2 separate regions of the Homo sapiens genome follow, and region 2 is linked to region 1. Evidence: chromatin contacts called from ENCODE Hi-C data. All regions are on one chromosome and are shown on one strand. Each heading gives the region's core, a stretch centred on a gene start or an enhancer-like site at or near the end of the contact. The rest is flanking DNA. Distances are from core to core; before and after follow the strand shown. Region 1 overlaps LOC101929563 (a long non-coding RNA gene). Region 2 overlaps LOC101929563 (a long non-coding RNA gene).

Region 1 (6,957 bases), core at 2,358-4,857:
ACCTATGAGATAGGTGTTATTCTTATTTTACAGATGAGGAAATTGAAGTTTAGAGAGGCTAGGTCACCTGACCAAGGTGACTCCAGTAAATAAATTCAAAGTTCTATTAAAGTCATAGTATATATCATTATTTTTATCAGTTAAAAATATAAGAAAGAATATGGTTTACTCAATTGTCACTTCTTAGGAGTAGAAGCATTTGATCACATTGATTCAAGTACTCACTACCTAAAAAGGTGCCATCGTTCCTGACATGGCTGAAGTGTGGATTTACCACAAGAAAGGTAAATTTAGAAAGGTACAATTCAGGCTGGTCTGCTGGCTCTCCCTTCTACCCCTCCCGCCCATATGGCTGCACATCACCTTGCACTTCTTTAGCCCTCTTCACACTGCACTGTAATTGCCTAGTGGTCTGACAGCCCTTTAGACTGAGTGACCTAAGAGTGGGGTGGGAACCAGGTCCTTTTCTATCTCTCCAAACACTGGATACAAGGCCTATAATAAAGTAGTTCCTCAGTAAATGTTTGTTGGATGAAAATCAGTGTATTCAGTGAGCCAGTGAGCTAAGTCTTTTATAATGAATAAACTCCAGATTATTTAAGTATACATGGAGCCAACAGGGATTTAGCACAGAGTATTAGGAAACAGAAATCTCTCCTTTTATGGAACTACGTGGACCTACAGATGCTCGTTCAGAAAAAAATCATTGAAATTTTAAAATGGACTTATATGGAAATATGTAAACACAAAGTTTACATTGTGTCACTTTTTGGACACCTTCTCTAAGGGAGTATTGGAATATAGCACCCAGTCATCCAGTCAGTGAGAACTGTATACTGTGCCTGTGTGGGACATCAAGAAATACAGGGGATTGCTAATCCTCCTCAAGATGTGTGTCAGGATGTGCTTTTCAAAACACTGTCTCAAAATCACTGAAATCACTCCATCAGTCACAGACACCTGAACAAAAACATGTCCTTTTATGTCTTTATACAACTGTTCTGATATTGGGGTTTTAAATATCAACATAAACCTTGCCAAATTCTTGAGGCTTATGTGAAGGCTTCAGTTCAGCCATTTGTTGTTCGAGTATCTTCGTCCTGTCTGGCACCTTGGTTTTAGAAATAGACACGGCAGCCTCAGAAAATGGAATATCCATAAATCACTTATGATGATGGAGTGTGACTTTATTTTCGTGATCATTTTTGCCCAGGTGCCTGTTACTGTGTTACTAAAACAGAAGTAGACACTATTCCACTGTTTGGCATAGAATCTTGACAAAGAACTATTTGCAGAGGAACAGGCTTAGAATCTTAGTTTGTTTCATTATCACCAAGAGTTTCAAGGTTTGAAGTGTGCATCCTGGTAGGGTAAAGTGTTTGGGACCAAGATCAACTACCTTGCTGAGAGTCCAGAGGAGGAACTGCTTATTTCTCATAATGGTCTTGAAGTAGAGTCTACCATGGGCTGTCTGTTGACACGCAGCATGCACAATAAAGAACCTTCAGTTTTAATTCTTGGTGGCAAAGTCACGTCCTATTCTTTGGTTCTTTTCAAATCCAGATTGAGAAGTCTGGCTTATGGAAGAGCCTGCCCAACTCGTGCACTTCCACTTTCTGGCTTCATAGCTGGTGCTAGAGATATCTGTCCTTAAGGTGTTACCATGAAAGTCTCCTGCTATTTCATGAATTTATATTCTTGACCTAGCTCAATTGTGAGTGCCATAAGGGTGGCAACTTATCTTTTATTGCGTGTGTATTTTCCCCACAGCACCTATTACAACATTCTGAGTGCAGAGAAGTTCTCATTGAATATATTGACTGAATGACCAAGATATTTGGAAACACATTGGAGTGGTGACACGATGTCAATATAATCTCTGGCTTGTGGTGAGAAACATACAGAATTTTAGCTATTGTTTCTCCAGATGCTCTGGTGTAGAGTAGTTGTGTTGTTTTGCTTTGTGTCATCTGGCCTTACCCTCCATTCCCTTCCCTTCCTTTTCTTCCCTTTTCCCTTTTTAAAAAATTTTCCCTTGCTTTCCCTTCTTTCCCTATCATCTTTTTAAGAAAATATATCTGCATGGTTCTTGAAGACTTCTCAGGGATATGAGGATGGAGAGTTTAGTATAGCAAGATGTCATAAGAACAATGTATGTTCCACATGGTTTGCCTCTCAACCTTTGAGTCTCAGTTTAGTTTTGTGTAAAATGGGGATATGACATCTGTGTTGTGGAGCTGGTTGCAAGGATTAGATATTTTAAAGGTGCCTAATGTTATTAGCAATTGGCATCAAAGGAGCTCAATAAATGGTATAGATTCTTTTGTTGCTGAAAATTTTGAAATTAATTTTTTTTTTTTTTTTTTTTTTTTGGAGATGGAGTTTCGCTCTTGTTGCCCAGGCTAGAGTGCAGTGGTGCAATCCCGGCCGACTGCAACCTCTGCCTCCTGGGTTCAAGCGATTCTCCTGCATCAGCCTCCCAAGTAGCTGGGATTACAGGTGCCCGCCACCATGCCCAGCTAATTTTTTTTTTTTTTTGTATCTTTAGTGGAGATGGGGTTTCACCATGTTGGCCAGGCTGGTCCTGAACTCCTGACCTCAGGTGATCCACCTGCCTCAGACTTCCAAAGTGCTCGGATTACAAGTGTAAGCCACCACGCCCAGCCTGAAATGGAAATTTATAACTAATTTTTGTTACTCAAATGAATTATATGTTCAGTCATTTCTATTAAGCTGTTAAAAAATGGAGTAGGATGACACAAAAAGGCTCTACTTTCTGTTCCAAGAATATTTTCCACACAGTTTTGCAGGTGACAGGAACAGACCCACACAGAGCATGCTGTACTGTTTGGTACACAAGTCACTCAAGCTATAATCCTCTGTTTTCCTACAACATTATTCATTGTTTTAAAATTCTTTCTGTGTGTGATAAACCTATTTCTTTTTGCTTTCTAGATGAGTATAGTTACATAAACCCCTGAGCGTGAGAGTATGTGAGTGAATCAGTGGGCAAAGGATAAGTGTGAAAGTTACTGTAAAATATTAGTTGGATCCTTAACCTACAGTTAGTAATACGTAAGTGATGGAGAACGAAGGTCTTACCTATTTGACTTGCTTTAGCGTATGAAGGGTAAATATAACAATTAAAGAGCTGATCATGATTATTCAGAATAAGGAAAACACATTTCTCAAGACTAATTTTCTTGATTACCAGTTTTCAGATTGATGTGACTTTGACACAGGATATTTCTACTTGGAGCGCATCTCAAAATATCTTGTACTAATATAGCTTTCGTTCTATAAAATTTGATTCATCAGTAGGAAATCTGTCATAAGAGGAGAATATGAAATTCAACCATAAGCCGACCTGAGTTAGAAATACAGCTCTACCATTACTAACCATGGGATCTTGTGGTGTAATAAAAAATATAAACTTGGTCTTTGCCCCTGGTTCCTGGCACAGATTTCTAAAACCCTTGGACTTCACTGTCTTTTGTGTACTAATGAGATGACTAAACCATGGGCAGAGGCTTTAGAGAGTCATGTGACTAGAATGTTAGAACTGTCAGCCCCACCCCTTGATTTCCAGAGAGGAAAGAGGGGCTGGAGATTGAATTTAGTCACCAGTGACCAATGATTTAGTCAACCGTGCCTATATAGCGAAGCCTTCATAAAAACTCCTAAGCGACAGTGTTTGGTGAGCTTCTTAATTGGTGAACATGTTGATATTCTAGGAAGGTGGTGCACCTGGAGAGGGCATGGAAGCTCTGGACTACCCCTCTACCCCTTCCATATCTTGTTCTAGTGTCTCTTCCATTTGGCTATCCTTTAAGTGTAGTGTTTTCCTGAGATCTATGAGTTTTTCTAAGGAATTATAAACTTGAGGAGAGGGTCGTGGGAACCCCTGAATTTGTAGTCAGCTGGGCAGAAGTGTGGGTAGCCTGAGCACCCCACTTGCAGTTGGCATCTGAAGTGGGAGAAGTCTTGTGGGATTGAGCCCTTGAGCTGTACGATCTGTGTCAACTCTGGGTATTGACATCTGAAGAATGATGAGTTTCATAAATTTGGACAGGAAAACTATTTCTCATAAAAGAGAAATAAACTGGCCATTCCACAGGCTAGGAACCATGGCCTTTGGCCACCGAGAGCAAGCACTTTGAGGGAAGGAAGCATAATACAGGAATTTATGCTGAACAGGTTGGCTAAGTATACATATTTAATAGCTATATAAGGAATATTTGAAAGGAGAAACATATGCATGCACAACTGAGCTTCATGGCTCTTCATGAGTCACATGTTCGAAAATAAAGGGTGTTGTTAGCATGGTCCAAGGGTGGAGTTTTGAGCTCGCTGATGTCAAAAGGTGAAGCAGAGGGACACGAGAACCCTCACTGTGCATCCTCCATGAGTTGGCCAAAACCAGCCTGGAGAGGGTGGTTAGTTTTCAGGAAGGATGCATTGTGAAACTGGTGAGTTGTCATGTAGAAACAGCAAAGAGGGAGGGGAAGTGCAGACATGGCCTCAGATGGTTGGTTAAAGGTGATTAATGAAATGAGTTGTCTGTTTCTTCTTTTCCAAAGCTGGTTTCTGTTTACTCCTTAGGAAAGAATTCTGGTTAAAGGTTAATAAGAAAGGAGCATACTGAGGCATGTCTCACCACTTGTCCTGTCATGGCCAGGAACTCAGTTTTTAAGATTTCTCTGGTGTCTCCTTGGGTCTTAGGATTTTGTTTTTATTTCTCAATAGTTGTTGGAATTGAATTAAATTGTCGGACACCCAGTTGATGTCAAAGATTTAGAGAATTTGTTTGGAAAACAACGTGTATTTGGTGTCCAGAAAAATAACATAGTTCTAAAGCAAGTTTCTGAACTACAGTAAACTTTTTAGTAATCTCTCTTTAAAAAGCTGGGGGGTATTGTAAGACCTTAAAAAGTGGTTAGGAGGACCGAAGGAAATAATGTATATAAATCTCCTAGTGCAGTGTTTATTTAGTAACTGTACATAAATTACATAAATGTTAACACCCACCCTCATTTTTCCACCTGAGTTTTAAAGGAGTGCCAGACATCTGTGGTGTACTGTTTAAAATGTGGTGGAGAGCATGGCAAATAAATCATTTATGGAGGCTCTAAATTACCTGGTGGAGAGACAGAAAGGAAAATCCTGAGAACTCTGCATGAAATGGAAAAATATGGAGAGTTATCTTTTGTGGTACTTTAACAGACAATTGAACAACAGTTTCACCCCAATATTTATAAATGGCTTGATAACCAGAAAGGAAAGCTCTTTTAGCATATTGTCTCTGCCTTGTTGAATTTTTTTATTCTAACGATTTGGATGACATCATGGAGGGCTTGTTTGGCAAATACGTTCAGGGGGAGAACTTGCATATTTGATGAGTAAGGATGTCAAATAATCTTCTTAGGCCCAGAGACGTGGACCAAAATCGAAATGGTGAGTGTCGACACCAAGGGTAGTTGTAGACATCTACAATCACCCTTGGCGGTTGGTTATAGGCATATTGTGTTATTGTGTTATTGCAAGAGCTATAAAATAAGTAACATTCACTACTTCAGAGTAACCAGAGAAGGGCAACTATCTGGAATGAGGGGTGGACAAAGGGACTACGGAAGTTGCGCCAACTAAGGAAGAGTTCAAGGCCCAAATTGTTTCTCTACAAGAACAGGGATCTCAACTTTGTTGATTTATTTAAAGGGCTGTCATATGCAAGGAGACACAAACTTATTCTGCTCACTCTAAAAATCAGTGTTAGAAACAGTAGATGCATAACACTGAGAAGTAAAATCCAGTTCAAATTATGAAAGACTTTTCTGATCATTAGAGAAATTTAAATGTTGAATTGGCTACTTTACAGAGTAGAGACCTTGTTGCTGGAAATTTTAAGCAGAGGCTGCATGATATGATGAAGAGTATAGTCTAAATAGAGTCTCTTCCAATTCCACCTCTACAAATTCCATAAAATATTTTTTAAAATATTGGACTGCATTAAAACCAAAGGAAGACATTCATAATTCATCTAGCTTTGACAAATCAAATTTGTTTGTTTCTATCCTGTATTAGGTCCCCTTTTAAGGACAAGAGACCCAGACATAGTATGTAGTTGAGTGCATCACTCAAGATACACGCATTCTCAAGTTACTTGATTAGCCTTGCTGTTGAACCAGCCACAACTTCCAACTCACCAAGTCACTATTATCCGTAGCAGCTGTCAGTGAGTGGTCATACCTATGGAAGTTTGCATGGAATGTATGTTCTTTTCTTGATTGTTTTATTAGCTGTTTTCAATTTCTACTTTTTATTTTCACTTTAAAAAGATGGAGAACAACATTTCTTGAGGCAGACACTGTTAATTGACTATCCAGTACCCATTTCTCCCTTTTTTGTTGCTAACAGAATCCAGATTCTATGCCCAACTCCAGACACAAGCTCCAGGAAATACAAGCACTTTCCCAGACTCTTTTGCAGCAAGAGGAAGTCATATAACACTGCTAATGAGATTTAACTGGAAGTCTACTGGGGGCTCATCAAGGCGTACTCTTGCCTTGAAAATGGATTTGTGACCGAAGCTAATGCGGCCATCTTGAGGCAAAAGGGGAAGGCTGAGAGAATTTTAGAGATATCACCCCTGACATTGCTGAGCCATAGAACAAACATCAACACCTGCTTTCTTCTGGACATCTAGCTAGATAAGAAAAAGACACCTATATGTTTGCTTATATCACTGCCTTTGAGTTTTCTGCCACTTGCAGTTGAAATTACTCCTAGTTGACCATTTGCCCTTGGCCTTATTCAGTAGTCAACAAATACTAATAAAACTTGTGCCTTGTGCTTTGTGGGATCCTAGTCACTGTACACAAAGATGAATGAGACAAGAGTACTTCCTTCAGAGAAATCTCAGTTTCAGCTAAGGTCTAAAAGCAGTCAGACAACAGCATA
Region 2 (6,957 bases), core at 2,858-5,357, 39 kb before region 1:
TATCAATGGGGAATTTAAACTCAACAGAATTGATATTAACAGATAAAATGTAGACTCTAAAAAATACAATGATATGAAATAGGATTATTTCTGTTTAGTAAATAGCGTAGAGTGTGTAGATGAAACAACTGCTTAAACAAATAGAAAAACGACATAATTTGCAATGAAGTATGTCGACTTACCAGTTTGAAAGGAATATTAAGAGGTCATTCATTCATATTCATTCATTCACAAAACATGTGGTTCCTCTTGCTGTTTAGTAGTTCTTAATAATCCCAGACAAATGAGGAACACTGGAGGTTGTGATTTCCAGATAAGTTGTTTCCATTTTTATCTTAAGTAACTCATCCAAAAACCAACCAAACAAAACCCCAAAATGTTCTATTATCTTGAAATTATATTTTATCTTTAGTAATGATGGAGAATAAGCTTATTATCTTGCATTGTATAAAAGCCCTTTACATACTTGGAATACCCATCATAAAGATTTTCTTCACTGTTATTTCTCCAAGCTGAATAAAATTATCTTTTCTAACCTTCTAGGTTACTTTTTCACTCTACCCTACTTCTGCCATACATGTCAATGAAAATTAGGACAGACTACAGAAAATTTTGGAAAAGAAAGAAAATTTAGTCTGTTTAATTTCCATTGAACTTTATTCTGCTTTGATTATGATGAGCTCTCTATATTAGTCGTTGTGAAAACCAATCCTCCAAAACAAATTTCTGATACCTCCTCTGTAATGCGTCACTTTGATGGATTGTGTTTTCAGGACCATGTTGGGAAAAGGACCTTAGAGATCCATCTAGTCCAAGGTTTTGTGTTGTTTCTTGTAACGTGGTATCTGTTGGTGAATGTCAGGGGAAACACAAAATCCTGGAAATTATAAACTACAGGGTTTGTGTGTTTTTGTGCAGAAGGTTCATAACATTTATCAGATTCTGTAAAGTGTCGGTGACCTCCAAAAAGTTAAGAATCATTAAACAATACATCCCTGCATCCCCTTTCATTTTTAACTTGAGTGCTTATACAGTTTGCCTGAAATCCATACATTAACAGCCTTTGGATTTCCAAACTCATAGTATGGTGTATCTCACAGGTGATCATAGCAGATACCTACCAGGAACTGATAAGTAGAGGGGACTTGGTGTGGTCTTTCCATATAGCACTGTCAGTAGAACTGTCTTGGACATCGTGACCAAATAGACAAAATCTGTTTGAAATGTCAGGAATCCATTTGGAAAATATCATTTTAATGTCCATAACAGACATTATAGGGTGGGGCAGAGTTGGGAAATACAGAAAAAGAATGAGTATTCTGCCATTATATCACAGGTCTTTAGATTTAAAAGGGGAGATATTTATATATTTTAGGAGCGGAAGAACTATAGAATCCAGCCAAGTGGTATAGCTACCTGAGTGACAGTTAGAAACTCTAATCTCATTTGCAGTTTGGTTACAATGTGACTCAAATCTTAGGAACTAAGTTACATGACCACCAACTTTAGTTTGAAGTCCGTCACATAGTCTATAAATAGGGCTCATGATCTCCCATCAATTTTGCGAAGACTCTAATGACTTGGTCAAAATCAACAGTGGTGTTCATTAGTTGGAAAAGAAGTCATCATCTCTTTCAACTAGGGAGTTAAAAGAGTAAAGCTTTAAATATAGCAGTATTTGAGAGAATCAAAACTAACACAACATGCTTTTGTGTAAAAAAGGAATCCGTGTTTATTTGGTATTTAAGTTTTTGTAATGCTTAAGAGAATTTGTTCTGTTAAACAGACCAGCCTTATAATTCCAATATAAAATGCATAATTGCGTAATTGACTTAGGCTTATGGTTTTAGGTTGAAATATTACTAAATTGATCTACAGTGCTGGAATATTTAAATGAATTTGATTCACCATATTTATAAATTTAATTCATTAGATTTCAGAGATTTATTTAATTACCCAGGAAGGTTTAAAGTCAGACAATTGAAGTACTTAAAGGAAATCAAATATATTAAATTTATAAATGAATTTAAAAATGTTTGAAGAGGTTTAGTTAACTATTTATAAATGGTGCTAAATATTCCTCTAAGTACCCTTAAAAGCAGTTGCTAAACTTTCCTAGATTATAAACAGAATTATATTTGTAAGCTGAAGGAAAAAGTAGGCTTTTAAATTTATTTATTTTAGACTTTTAAATTTATAACCTGAAAAATCAAATATTAATATTTAAAACCAAAGTGCCATCAGAGTAATCTTTTCTGAGCATAAAGGTCAGTCTCAAGGACTCCAGAAACTTCAAACACAACACACACTTTTTGTATTAGACTTAGGATTGTTCTTCATTTCCACAGAGAAGTATACATTCTCTTTTGTTCTAGAATCATGCAGTGCTCTGGCTAGCAGTAGTTTTCCTTTTTCCATGTTTGCTAGACACGTTTTTGCTAGGATTTCCTGGGAAAAATCAGTGCAAGTGTAATGTATGGGAAACAAAAAGAGTGGTGGGGATTGTGGCAATCTTAATACATACTCTTTAACTGATAAGAGCTATGTGGTTATCCCAATATATTAAAACTGCTGGGAGTTTTTACCCCAGAAGTCAGAGTTTCATGTTGGTCTCAATTTTTAAAACATCTAATGGGGGATCTCGGTGGGGGAAACACCAAAATGTACATCTGAGACTGAATCAGCGAACGAGTGACTTGTTGTGGAGCTCTGGTATGTTAGAAAGTGCTCTGAACAGGGATATAGCTAGGAAGTGCACTGTCCCCTTGTCAATGCCCACCTCAGATGTAGGGCATGGCAACCTTCGGAGTGACTCTAGAATCACCTCCTACCAAAGTGTTAGTGGATAATGTAGTTTGCACTGAAGGTTTTTAAGAATAGAGGGGAGAGGAAGTTTATTGTATGTGCATATGTGTGTCTCACATTAAGAAACAAGAAACTATGAAAAATCGTCTGTTACAGATTTCTTTTCTCCAGTCTTTTCTACATAGCTATTCTTCCTAGAGCAGAATGGAGAGTAGGGGTGGTGATTTTTTTTTTTTCTTCCTCAACTTTCACACAGTACCCAGGCTCCTAGGCATCTGTCCTCTTTCCTTGATTCTCTTAGGGCACTTTAAGTTCCACACCCCTTATTAAGCAGAGCAATCCAGCTTTGTCTTCCACCTAAGCATTCTGGGCACTGGGTGGTGGTAGTGGTTGTGTGGCTGCAGCTGCTGGGGGTATATGAGTAACTTTTTTTGGTTGGATTGAAGCCTGTAACGAATGTTAGTATCTACAAGCGACACTGAAAGCCCATGTTTTCTAGTTCGCTATAGTCCACTGGCGCTTGCTTCCTTTTTGACTTTTCTTCCTGCAGCAGCAGTTGCTCTTGCTGCCCTAGACCCCTGCCATTTCAGTGCACACTGGGCTTGACCTCTGGTGCAAGCACCAGCTTCTTTCTCCTTACGTGCTTTCCGTGGCTGCTGAAACCCACTCGGCTTTCTCCCTCAACCACCACCCACTCTTCCACCCTCAGGCAGGCAGCAGGTTGGAAAGTGCTGGACAATTAAGGCCTTTTTCCCACCCCCAGCATCCCATAATGGGGAGCTGGTATATGACTATACTTCCTCTCTCAGGCGGGTTAAGTTTTGAGGCACATTTTCCATGCTGCTTCCTAGAATTCCCCAGTGAGATTAAGCGCCACTTGCCCATTGTGGTAATTTATTGACAATGAACCTTTTATTAGCTCACTTCCTTTTTCCTGTCTCATGTTTTTGCAGGAGTTGCCCCAAATCACCTCCCACTTGCATTCTAATATCCACCTCTTGATCTACTTCTGAGAGAAGTGAAACTAAAATATTTTTCAAACCAAGTGTCATTTTAATGAAATTAATTAGGCCTAGAATTTAGTTAGCCCTTAGCAATCTTATAGGAAAGCATGTATTTCCTATATAACTCAGGCACAGCACTTGCCTTACTCACTTGAAACAAAAATGTGCTTGGACAGCAGGATGGCCTTAGTTATGGTTGCCCAAGTATTAGACAAGGGAATTCTCACCAGAAATTTTGATTGAATGATTAGAATTTTAATAAATCATACTGACCCCTTTTTTCTTACGAAATCACATACCAGTCATGCCATCCCAGCTTAAGGTAGAAAATGATGTTGGTGTGGCTGAAGAGAGAGTTTACGCTTTAGGTTCTTCCCCAGTTGTCTTCATACAGTTCAAAATGTGGCTGCACTAATGGTTTTCTGCTGAACCCTGTTGGGAGGCCTCCTATACTCTTGGGGCCTAATGGATGCATGCAGAGTAGTTCATTATTCCTCCATTAAAGGTTTTCTGTCTGCCTCTAAATCACCTTAGTTGGTGACTCAACTGCTCCCAGGAAGTTTGCTTCAGGAAAGACATTTAAAATTTCTAACCACTGACCAGGGAGTGGCTTACTCACCCAAAGGATGCAATCTATTCATGCTGACATAGGCTGTCTAATGCAAACATTATAAAGTATTCATAAGCCTCCCCTTTGCCTCAAAATAGAACCCATTTCTCCGCTTGGGGAAGATATTAGAGCCTTAAATGCCTCCGAAATGAATCTGCTCCCTTCTGGTTCTAATTGTCTCTCTCTTCCTTTGAGGGTGACTCTAGGATGCTCTGCTTTTCTTAGCCATCTGTCCTTTTGCATTGCTCTCGCCTCATCTCCCTGTCTCACTTTTCCCTTCAGCCTTGTTTACAGTTCTTTTTCTGGAGGGGTGGTTGTGGAGTTGACTTCCCAGGGAAAAAAAGATTAAATATGCATGAGAAAGATAGTGTGGGCTTATGGGATCTGGAAGAAGGCACACTGAATATATAGTAAATGAAAAAATTTAAACATGTTAATTTTAATACTTTAACAAGCATTGGCATGTCTGTAGCCCCTTTCAAGATGTAAGTCTTCTTAAAGCTGGATAGCCTGTGTTACAGCTATTTTAGTCATGCATGATTTTTCCTCTCTGTCATTAAATTAGAATATGATTACCTCCCACAGACAAAATCACACCTTTGGGTACTAAGTAATATAATTTATTTCATAAATAGGATCAAAACACCTTTATTAGATGCTAGCGACTAGGGGAAAAACATCATTTTATTAACATTTTAGTATTGACTCTCTTTTATTACATTTAATCAGAAAGGGATTTTGACAGCAACCCAGAGATGTACTCTAAACTTTTATCTGTGCTTCAGCTACCTTGCTTGAAAAATGCTTGTTTTTGTTTTTCTTTTAACCTAGAAACCAAACTGTTTGCAATGGATTCTCTTGAAAACCACAAAAGCTACATGTTTAGTTTGTCTGAGATCTGGGCTCCTAGTGGTTTTTCTCTTGATACGTTCAAATGAAAAGGCCCGCATAGAAGCTAATGTGCCGAGTCCAAGGTGGAGAATCCTTGAAGATACCGACTTTGTTCCTCCTTCTCTTCTTTCCTTTCTTTTCTATTTTCAACAAATATTTATTTAACACTTGGGAACATAGCAGTCAACGATAACAGAAAAAATCCTTTTCCTTGTGGATCTGAAGGTTATGGGGATATAGACAATAAAAATAAAGAAATATGTGCTACACCAAGGGCTGTGTCCCTCATTCAGCACAGCTTTTCAGAATGACTGTTCTATGCAAGTACTGAAGTACAGTGTTATGTGCCACCTACACTCTGAGCCCCCATGGTGCTGGACAGTCACACTTGGACATTTTGGAAAGCTTTTTCCCTGGAGATGATAAAAATAGGATAGCAACTCATTGCTAGTGGAGGCATAAAAAAATTACTGTGAAATTTAGAGGACACATTAAAGGTCATTTAAAAAGCTGGCTCTGCCATTTCCTGGCAAGGTGAACTCGGTCAGGTTATTTGACTTCTGTGTCTTAGTCTGTGCTGTAAAATGATGACAGAAGCACCTGCCTTCTCAGGTTGTTGTAAGGATTAAATGAGTTCATATTTGTCGTGCACCTCGAAGATTGCTCCCGGCATGCAGTTAGTGACATACAAATGTTAGTTATTTTGTCTGCTCTGTAACCTAAGGCTTGAGCTTTTCAACCCTATTGGATTGGTTAGCCAGCTTCTGCTTAAACAGTTCTGCTGATGGGAACCTGGAACCTTCTGAAATGCCCTTGTGAACTTTCGACTGTCACTTTGCCTGTTACTGTTCTTCCTCATGTGGAGCTGAAATCTTACTTTCTCACTTGTCTTCTACCTTGTGGTCTTTCACCTGGTGTGTCATCCAGAGCAGTTCCAGTCCTCCTTCCACATGATACCTCCAGACATATGAAAAGAGGATGCACCATCTGAGAGTACTTTTTACTGGGGCTGAATATCCCAGGCCCTGCAGTTTTCTCCCAAAGCACATGGTTTCCAAGTTTTTTCTATTCTCATTCAGGTTTTTAGGTGGACCAGACAGTAGCTTCTTCTTCATAGACTGTGGTGTGGAGTCTCCTAACCATCCCATGTGTGTTCTCCTCTGGTCCATTTTCTCCTTATCTGTCATAGGATGAAATGGCCAGGTGTGAATAAATGGTCTAGTGGTACCCATAGTTCTGGACTATACAAGTAACAAGGCCTTGGCAGTCTTGCTTTCATGGAACTTGCACTCTAGTTGTGAAGACAAGCAATAATCAAGTGAAAGAATGTGAACATTTCAGTTGATGCTATTTTAGATTGGGTGGACAAGAGAAGGCCTCTTTGAGGAGGTGCTACTGAAATGAGATCTCAAGGCTGGGAAGGAGTGTTCTACGGAGAGGGAAGAGCACATGCAAATACTTTGTTGGGAGAATAAGCTTAGCTCTGAGCTCAAGCAGCAGAAAGCAAGCCCATGTTGCTGGAGCAGAGTGAGCAGGGAGAAGGAGGAGAGTGGTGTAAGATGAGGGCCTTGGTCTCTGCTCATCCTATGGTAACCCAGACATAACTCTTCCCCTCTCCTCTAAAAAGTCAGATTCCCAGGGTTGCAA

The links. Hi-C counts contacts between places; a loop is a spot of excess contacts on that map. Pooled maps may share reads with other maps.
Region 2: a map of PC-3 shows a loop between it and region 1 (8-fold over the local background). The contact joins two enhancer-like sites. A Hi-C loop is called at or near these places in 9 of 168 maps with a recorded cell type or tissue (B cell, CD8-positive, alpha-beta T cell, GM12878 and 6 more) and 2 of 50 pooled maps.

The regions. Positions count from the first base shown.
Region 1 is chr9:23,579,626-23,586,582 of GRCh38, reverse strand. All of the region lies in intron 11 of LOC101929563 (a long non-coding RNA gene), which reads left to right. Among named protein-coding and RNA genes, the nearest start is that of ELAVL2, 240 kb to the left of the region's middle. Within about 2 kb of position 3,607, at least 3 of the 41 ENCODE cell types and tissues checked have a DNase peak (open chromatin) inside an H3K27ac peak, as active enhancers do; they include PC-3, where a contact is called at or near this core.
Region 2 is chr9:23,618,826-23,625,782 of GRCh38, reverse strand. All of the region lies in intron 9 of LOC101929563 (a long non-coding RNA gene), which reads left to right. Among named protein-coding and RNA genes, the nearest start is that of ELAVL2, 200 kb to the left of the region's middle. Within about 2 kb of position 4,107, at least 3 of the 41 ENCODE cell types and tissues checked have a DNase peak (open chromatin) inside an H3K27ac peak, as active enhancers do; they include PC-3, where a contact is called at or near this core.